Regions from separate parts of the Homo sapiens genome. Here region 1 is linked to region 2. A link is a contact called in ENCODE Hi-C or POLR2A ChIA-PET data. All regions are on one chromosome and are shown on one strand. The core of a region is the stretch at or near the end of the contact, and the rest is flanking DNA. Distances in the headings are between cores, read along the strand shown. Region 1 holds the start of PLCB1-IT1 (PLCB1 intronic transcript 1). Region 2 overlaps PLCB1 (phospholipase C beta 1).

The links. Hi-C counts contacts between places; a loop is a spot of excess contacts on that map. ChIA-PET counts read pairs that join two places held with the same protein, here RNA polymerase II (POLR2A). Pooled maps may share reads with other maps.
Region 1: a loop to region 2 is called in a map of Caco-2, with 8 times the contacts of the local background. The contact joins the promoter of PLCB1-IT1 here to the enhancer-like site in region 2. A Hi-C loop is called at or near these places in 8 of 168 maps with a recorded cell type or tissue (Caco-2, HepG2, Right ventricle myocardium inferior and 5 more) and 3 of 50 pooled maps. POLR2A ChIA-PET finds 5 or more read pairs at or near these places in 1 of 52 experiments (HepG2).

Annotation. Positions count from the first base shown.
Region 1 is chr20:8,246,866-8,250,168 of GRCh38, forward strand. PLCB1-IT1 (PLCB1 intronic transcript 1) reads left to right here and starts at 1,839. Exons shown (of 2, transcript NR_046809.1): 1 at 1,839-1,925; 2 at 2,592-2,877. All of the region lies in intron 2 of PLCB1 (phospholipase C beta 1), which reads left to right.
Region 2 is chr20:8,154,519-8,157,815 of GRCh38, forward strand. The region is part of intron 2 of PLCB1 (phospholipase C beta 1); the gene reads left to right. Among named protein-coding and RNA genes, the nearest start is that of PLCB1, 24 kb to the left of the region's middle. RefSeq lists enhancers at 899-1,043, 904-1,048, 939-1,083 and cis regulatory regions at 965-978, 971-982, 1,005-1,018. Within about 2 kb of position 1,621, at least 4 of the 41 ENCODE cell types and tissues checked have a DNase peak (open chromatin) inside an H3K27ac peak, as active enhancers do; they include endothelial cell of umbilical vein, where a contact is called at or near this core.

The DNA.
Region 1 (3,303 bases), core at 589-3,088, 93 kb after region 2:
GAATCTTTCCACTCTTTAGAGCTACCCTCATGCTCTTGAAGTCCTTATGTCTGCAATGATTTTAATCTCTATTTCTCAGGTAGCCAGAAGACAGGATATTATACTGTGGTTTTCCACAGCAGCAGGTCTGTTTGGCTAGATAATCAAGGTATCAAAACTAATTCTTTAATACAGATGGCTTACAATACTTGTGAATTGCATTTTCCAAGGAGCACTGTCATATTCTCAATATTACCACACTTCCTACACCTTTAGCATCCTCTCTCAATACTATCAGTTCCCAAAACCTTTGCCCTATTGTGCCAAGAAAAGACATTTATCAGATGAGTAAACTGAGGCATAGGAAATATCTATCAGTTTCATAAAGGGTTCATCACCTGAGATGCATGGGTTTCTTATTTCTTGGCCCTCAGCCATATGAATTATCCAATTTGATTTTCAGATTTCTCTTTTTTTCTTTATACAGCTTAAAATGACATATTCTCTAACTCATTCATTCAACATATCATTTCTTCTTGAAGGCCTAGTGACATAGAAATGAGGGTATCTTTAGAAATCATTAGAAATTTTAAATGGTTAAATGAAGGAGCTTTAGAAAACCATCTTAAATTAGGAGCTTAGTGAATGTTGCTTTATTTTTTAATTCACATATAGTAAATGAAAACATGAATTTAAGAATTGGCCAGGCTAAGATTCAAATTCCAGTGCCACCATTTATAAATAACATGAGTGAACTTAGACAATTTAATACAGCACACACACACACATACACGCAAACACACACACACACACACACACACACTTTTGCCTAATACCTGGAACATAGTAGTAAATGCTCAATATTTTTTTACTCTCAAAAGCAAGGGCAGCATAGGAAATGACCCTCTCAAGTCAGATCAGGAGTGGTGACTAAATGACAAAGGACCACTTGTGCAGACGTCCTTGTGTTTCTTCATCTTAGCTTTAGGGTTTTCTTTCAAGTGTCCAGATTGCACCTATATTACCCTTGGGTAAGAGCCAATGAGATAATCCATACAGAATGCCTAGGGCAGGGTCTGGAAGGAGTAAGTGCTGTATAAAATTATCCTTCTTCTTCTTTCACTTCCTCTCTTTCTTGGGGCTGACCAGCTGATAAACTAGTCCTCTGTCCTAGATTGTGTTCCCCAGAAACAGACCTTGAAATGAGGATTATGTGCAGGGGATTTATTAGGGAAGCATCTCAGGAGAGACTGGCAGAGGAGCAGGCCAAGGAAGGGAAAGAAGACACATCTGGGTTCCATTTCAGGTGAAGTTCCAGCCTCTTCATGACCTCATAGAGTACTCTGGAACATAAATAGCACCTCAGAGTATGTCCTGCCTGGAGGCAAGGTAGCTTGGCTTTTACATTCCTTCATCCATCTGTCACTGGCTATGGGCCCTCCTGGGTGGGCTATCACCTCCCAAGCACTTCCAGCTCTCCATAGTGTTAGGGCAGTTGCAGTAGCAAAAGAGAAATTTCTGAAGAAGGCTGCTACAGATACTGCTGCAGCAGTATCTTCTGTTGCCATCCAGATTACCATTTCCATTCTCAGCCTTCTGAAGAAGGCTGCAGTTGGAAATAAAGCATGTAAAAGCTGGGAATGGGAGCACAGACCCTGCAAAAGGGACAGAGGTGGCAACTCTGGTGGCAGCAGCAGTATCTGCTACGTCCTCTTGGGTTTTATAGGCACCAGCAAAACACATCTTTTGTTAAAATGGTGGCCTTCTGACGGGAAGGGCAGGTCTACTACTGAGGTCAAAATTCATGTGTTATTTTTGTAAGCAGCTACTAAAGCAGTATCAGTCCAGAGAAACGAGTCTATCTTTGAAGACCAAATACCCAAAAGATCTGCTTCAACCTTCCCCAGTTAATCTTTTGCCAGAAGATTCACAATCTGAATGTGGCTGTGAGTATTTGATTAGAGTATTAGTAGGTGAAGGAAGGTGGTATGCAAGAATCAGCTTTAATATTATCCCCGTAGAAGGGAATAATTGGTGATTAGTTTTCAGGCTATATAGGACTATTCCTCCTAAATGAATGGATAAGCTGAGAGATTTACTTCTAAAGAGGTATGGTCTTTTCATTTTAACTCGAGATTTTAGGAAAGACCAACTTAAAAAGAAAGCAAAGGAAGTTTCAGGAGATTTCAGAATTTAGAAGGAATTCTGAAATTCTCTTCTGGGGAAATGAAATCCTAAGACTTGCATGGATATTTCTGAAAATCAAAATGAAATATTTTGGTTGCATAAATCGTCAACTGTAGTTTTTAACTAAGGAAATGTAATTTAAAAAATCCAAGTGTTCGATTTACATAAGAAATAGAGTTATTTAAATAGAAGATTTCCAAAACGCTGTTAGTGGTCTTTGACGTCTTTAAAAAGGCATTTATATTTGTGAAAAGATGATCTATTTTAAGGTGTAATTATTTCTAATGTGCCTCATTTTGGGGTCTCTTGAGAGATTAGAAATTGCTAATAAGCAATTTTAAATATTTTCGAGGTAAGTTAATAAAACACTTCATCGGTAATTCATGACTTGTTATCATTCTCACATTATCCTTGTGTGGGTAAAGGCCTGTCCATCATTGGAAGTAATTGGAAAGAAAACTTTGCCTGAAGCTACATGAGAACTGGAACCCTTAAATCATGAATGGTGGCAAGATTCCAAAATTAATTATGAAGACTATTGGAATGATGTAGCATCCTTTAACTCTTATTGTGATCGACAGAAAGTATCATAGATGGACAACTCACTTTCCCTTTGCTCTGTGCTTCCTGGTGATTTTAGGTCACGTCCACTCTGAAATCTGAGCTGTCATTAAAGCCATGTCTTCGTGTCTGTCTGTCTGAAGCAGCAAAGATGAGACAGTCTGTCGCTGTGTGTGACCCCAGTGAGCCCCATAAGCAGAAGGCCCTGAGTCTCAATTTGTTTCTTTTGATTACTGGCAGATCACTCACTGTGCCATTTCTCTGATGTGACTGAGCATATTAGCTGTGCCCTCCCCTAATTATTCATGCTTCCAATGTTACCCATTCAAAATTTATGACCATGAGGATGGTGGGTTAGAAGCCTGAGGAACTGAGGCTCAAGCCTGTTGCCAGAGATTTACTGTCATTGTTTTAGGTGCAAAGTATTAACAGGCAGGCCAACTCACTTCAATTCCTGACTTAGTACATTTAGTGGAGAATTAGTTGAGAATGAGTACATTTTCCCTGACACAGCTGCAAAATCAAACACACGAGGAGTTATTGAAAAACTGGGATTTAAGCTTAAACCTATCATTT
Region 2 (3,297 bases), core at 371-2,870:
TCCTAAATTATAATGAATGGCTGTACCATTTTATAACCCTACCTGTCTTATATGAGTGGAACTGTTTTCTTAAGCCCAACCAACAGTAATAGGAAATATTTTAATTTTTGCCTAACTGATGCAACTGTTATATCACCTTGTTTTAATCTGTCGTTGCCTGATTTGCTAGTAAACTGTGTATATTATCATACATTTATTGATCATTTCAGTTTTTCCTTACATGGATTGCCTATTTATATCTCTTGCCCTTGTGTGGACAGTTCTCTGTGTATTCTAGATGTACTCCTTTAGCTGTTATAAATGTTGCAATTACACTCTTCCTGTCTGTGGTTTGTCTTTGACTTTCTTAACATCTAATTTATGGGTAACAAAAGATGACTTGAAGCTTTAAGTTTTCATGTAGTTACATTCCAACTACCTCCCCACTTTTTGCTTCCTTTAAGATATTTCTGATTCCTTCTCATCACCGTTATTAATCTAGGTTTTTAATCCATATGTAATGTATTATGAGGACTGGTGTAAGGTGGAGCTCTAACTTCAATTTCTTCATATCACTCGTAGAGCTGACATTTCACTACCTGGTTTGGATGGCCCAAAGATCTGTTATGTTTTAATGCCTGTGGACTGCTGGGTTCTGATTTCCTACTTCATTCTTATCTCATTTATTTTCTGCCTTTCTTACTTTGTGGTTCAAAATTGTAATTCTTTTTGTTTACCCGTGATCCTATATTAGAGATTTAAATTTATACCTGCATATTTAGTCATTTCTGGAGACTTAGGGCAAGAAAGATTGGTTCTACCATTCATGCCATCTGCCATCTTGTTCTGCCCTGTGAATTTGCATGAGACACCATTCTGGATGTTTGTACAGAGTGATGATTCAGTTTCCATTAATGGCAACCATAGATAGTCTTCTCTTATGATAACCTTAAATTTCTACAGAGTTCAAAAGCAAAGTTTAAAAGTTAAATATTTACATAAGTCACAGTAACATTTTTCAGCATGAGTCCAGAGTTCAAAAATATTTTGAATGATGCATCATAAATGTCAACAAGAAAATCTAGTGATTTCCTATTAAAAATAGTCTGGCTTCCATAAAGAACTACTGGGTACCACACATTTCATTAATGATTTTTAGCAGTGGGGCTTTCTCTTTGGGATATGCTTCTCTAGGGTATCCCAAAATTGTCAACTTTGACCCTTCTTGTGTATAGTAAATGGGATAGGTCATTCAAGAGTCCACTGAGTGATTAAATGCAATGATGTAGTTATAAATTTAGAAGATAAGTGCTATTTATTTTATTTGGTAGCTTTCTCTAAAAGTTGAAACAATAACTTACATTATCTGGGAAAAAAACCAGCAAAATTCACGTGAGGATTGCTTTGTGAGGGCTGGGATTGTTCCTTGGCCTGGAGCAGTGTGTCAGTCATTGTTGACTAAGCAGCAGCATCTGGGGACTAAGTCCTTTCCTTCACCTTCCTTGAATTTCCTTCACCAGTATTGATGATATTAATAGCTAAAACAGACACAGTGCCATACCCACACCCTCTTCCTCACCACTCCTGAGAACATAAGCCGGGCTCCAGTGGCTGGCCAGTGCCTGCATTCTTTTGCTTTGTCTGGCTACTAGAACTCATGTTGCTACCCATGCAGCTGCCCAGAAGTTCCTGGCAATTCACACTCACCCTCACCAATGGGATTCAGTGGATAAATACCACAGCTCCCTCACCTCTTGGGTGGGATAACTTAAAGGTGCATTCTTTATATTATATCCCAGAACTCTCTAGTGGGATTAAGCCCAGTTACCCACAGTGGCAACTGGCTTGAAAATGTTCCCCTTATGGGCTTCCTTCCCTTCCTGTCTCACTTCTCCACTCCTGATTGTGTTCTAAAACCACCTCTAAAATAAACTACTTTTACTAGAATCCTTATCTAGGAACTGCTTAATGCAGATGCATAGTGCTTAACAACTTAATATAGATGCCCCCAAATGAAGGGTTTTAAAATGATTCCTTGGTTAAGAGAGATTGGAACATATTAAGTGAACACTTTTATTTGAAGCCAAGTCTGATTTTCCTAAAACAGTCCTAATTTGGGAAGCCCAAAGCTGGTTGAGGAAACCAGCTTTGAAGCTGTGACAGATGTGGTTTGTCACAGTCTGGCTCTGCTGTGTATTTAATGAGTCACCCTCAGTGAATCTCTTTAAAAATCAAAGCCTTGGTTTCATTATCTATAAGGTGGGTATTACTCTCTTAGTGTTGTTGTGAACATTCAATGTGTAAAATGAATGACTTAGCATAACACCTGCTACTTTGTAAACTCTCCATCCTTTGTGGTGGCTTTTATTATTGCTACATAATAAACAATGACTCTCTGACCAAACAATTGTCCATAAGTATTAGAGACCACAAAAATGTGCTGTTTTGAAAACCAAGTGACCATTTATTTATGTATATCTTTTTATTCCTTTTTTCTTCTTCAAGGCAACACTGACTTGTTTTCTATTTAGACTCTGCTGTGGTCTTTTGATCTGAAACATTGAAGCTTAGGTCTGTTTGGGCAAATAAGATGTTTATTTATGTATTTCATAATGTTGTGGGAACAGAGCCATGGAAGGCAAAAGAAGGATTTATTGTTTAAAAGACTTTCCCTCTGGGGATAATTTGCTAATAAATAGTCCATCATAGGTGAAAGTTTCTTGGACCCTTGGAAATTTGAAGCATCGTATGGAACAACTTTTAAGATGATTTAGAGGACTTTGATAGGAGAAAATTGTATTATTCACAAGAAAAATTGGACACAATCATGGTTGCCTATGCCTTTTTCCTAAGATAGTCACTTTAGGATTGTGACAACTACATGGGCATCAGGCCACTCCTCTTCCTCCCTACTGACCAAGACCTTAGAGATTAAACTTTTAGTGTTTTTGAGGATAGTTTAGCCACTAAGCCAAGGTTCAGATTGCTGAGGAACAAATCTATCCTCACCATATCAACTTCCAGGTTAAGTTTTTCCATTTTTATTAACATTACCTTCTTTTCACTTCTGTGACTCCTCAGAGATTTTGCACCAGTGAACTCTGGCTAGCATAGAATAGACATGTCATGATGCCTTAGCTTATGTAGACACAACATACAAATAAATGTTATTAGAATGGAATCATTTACAAGTTCTTCTTAGAGGATGTGATGTATGATTTTTTTGGTAGAATTTCTAATTGAAGTGTAGCCTTTTAAAGTATATTTTAAAATTAGGCTAGTCATTTTGAGATGGTTTCATTGCAGCTTCTTTGGAAT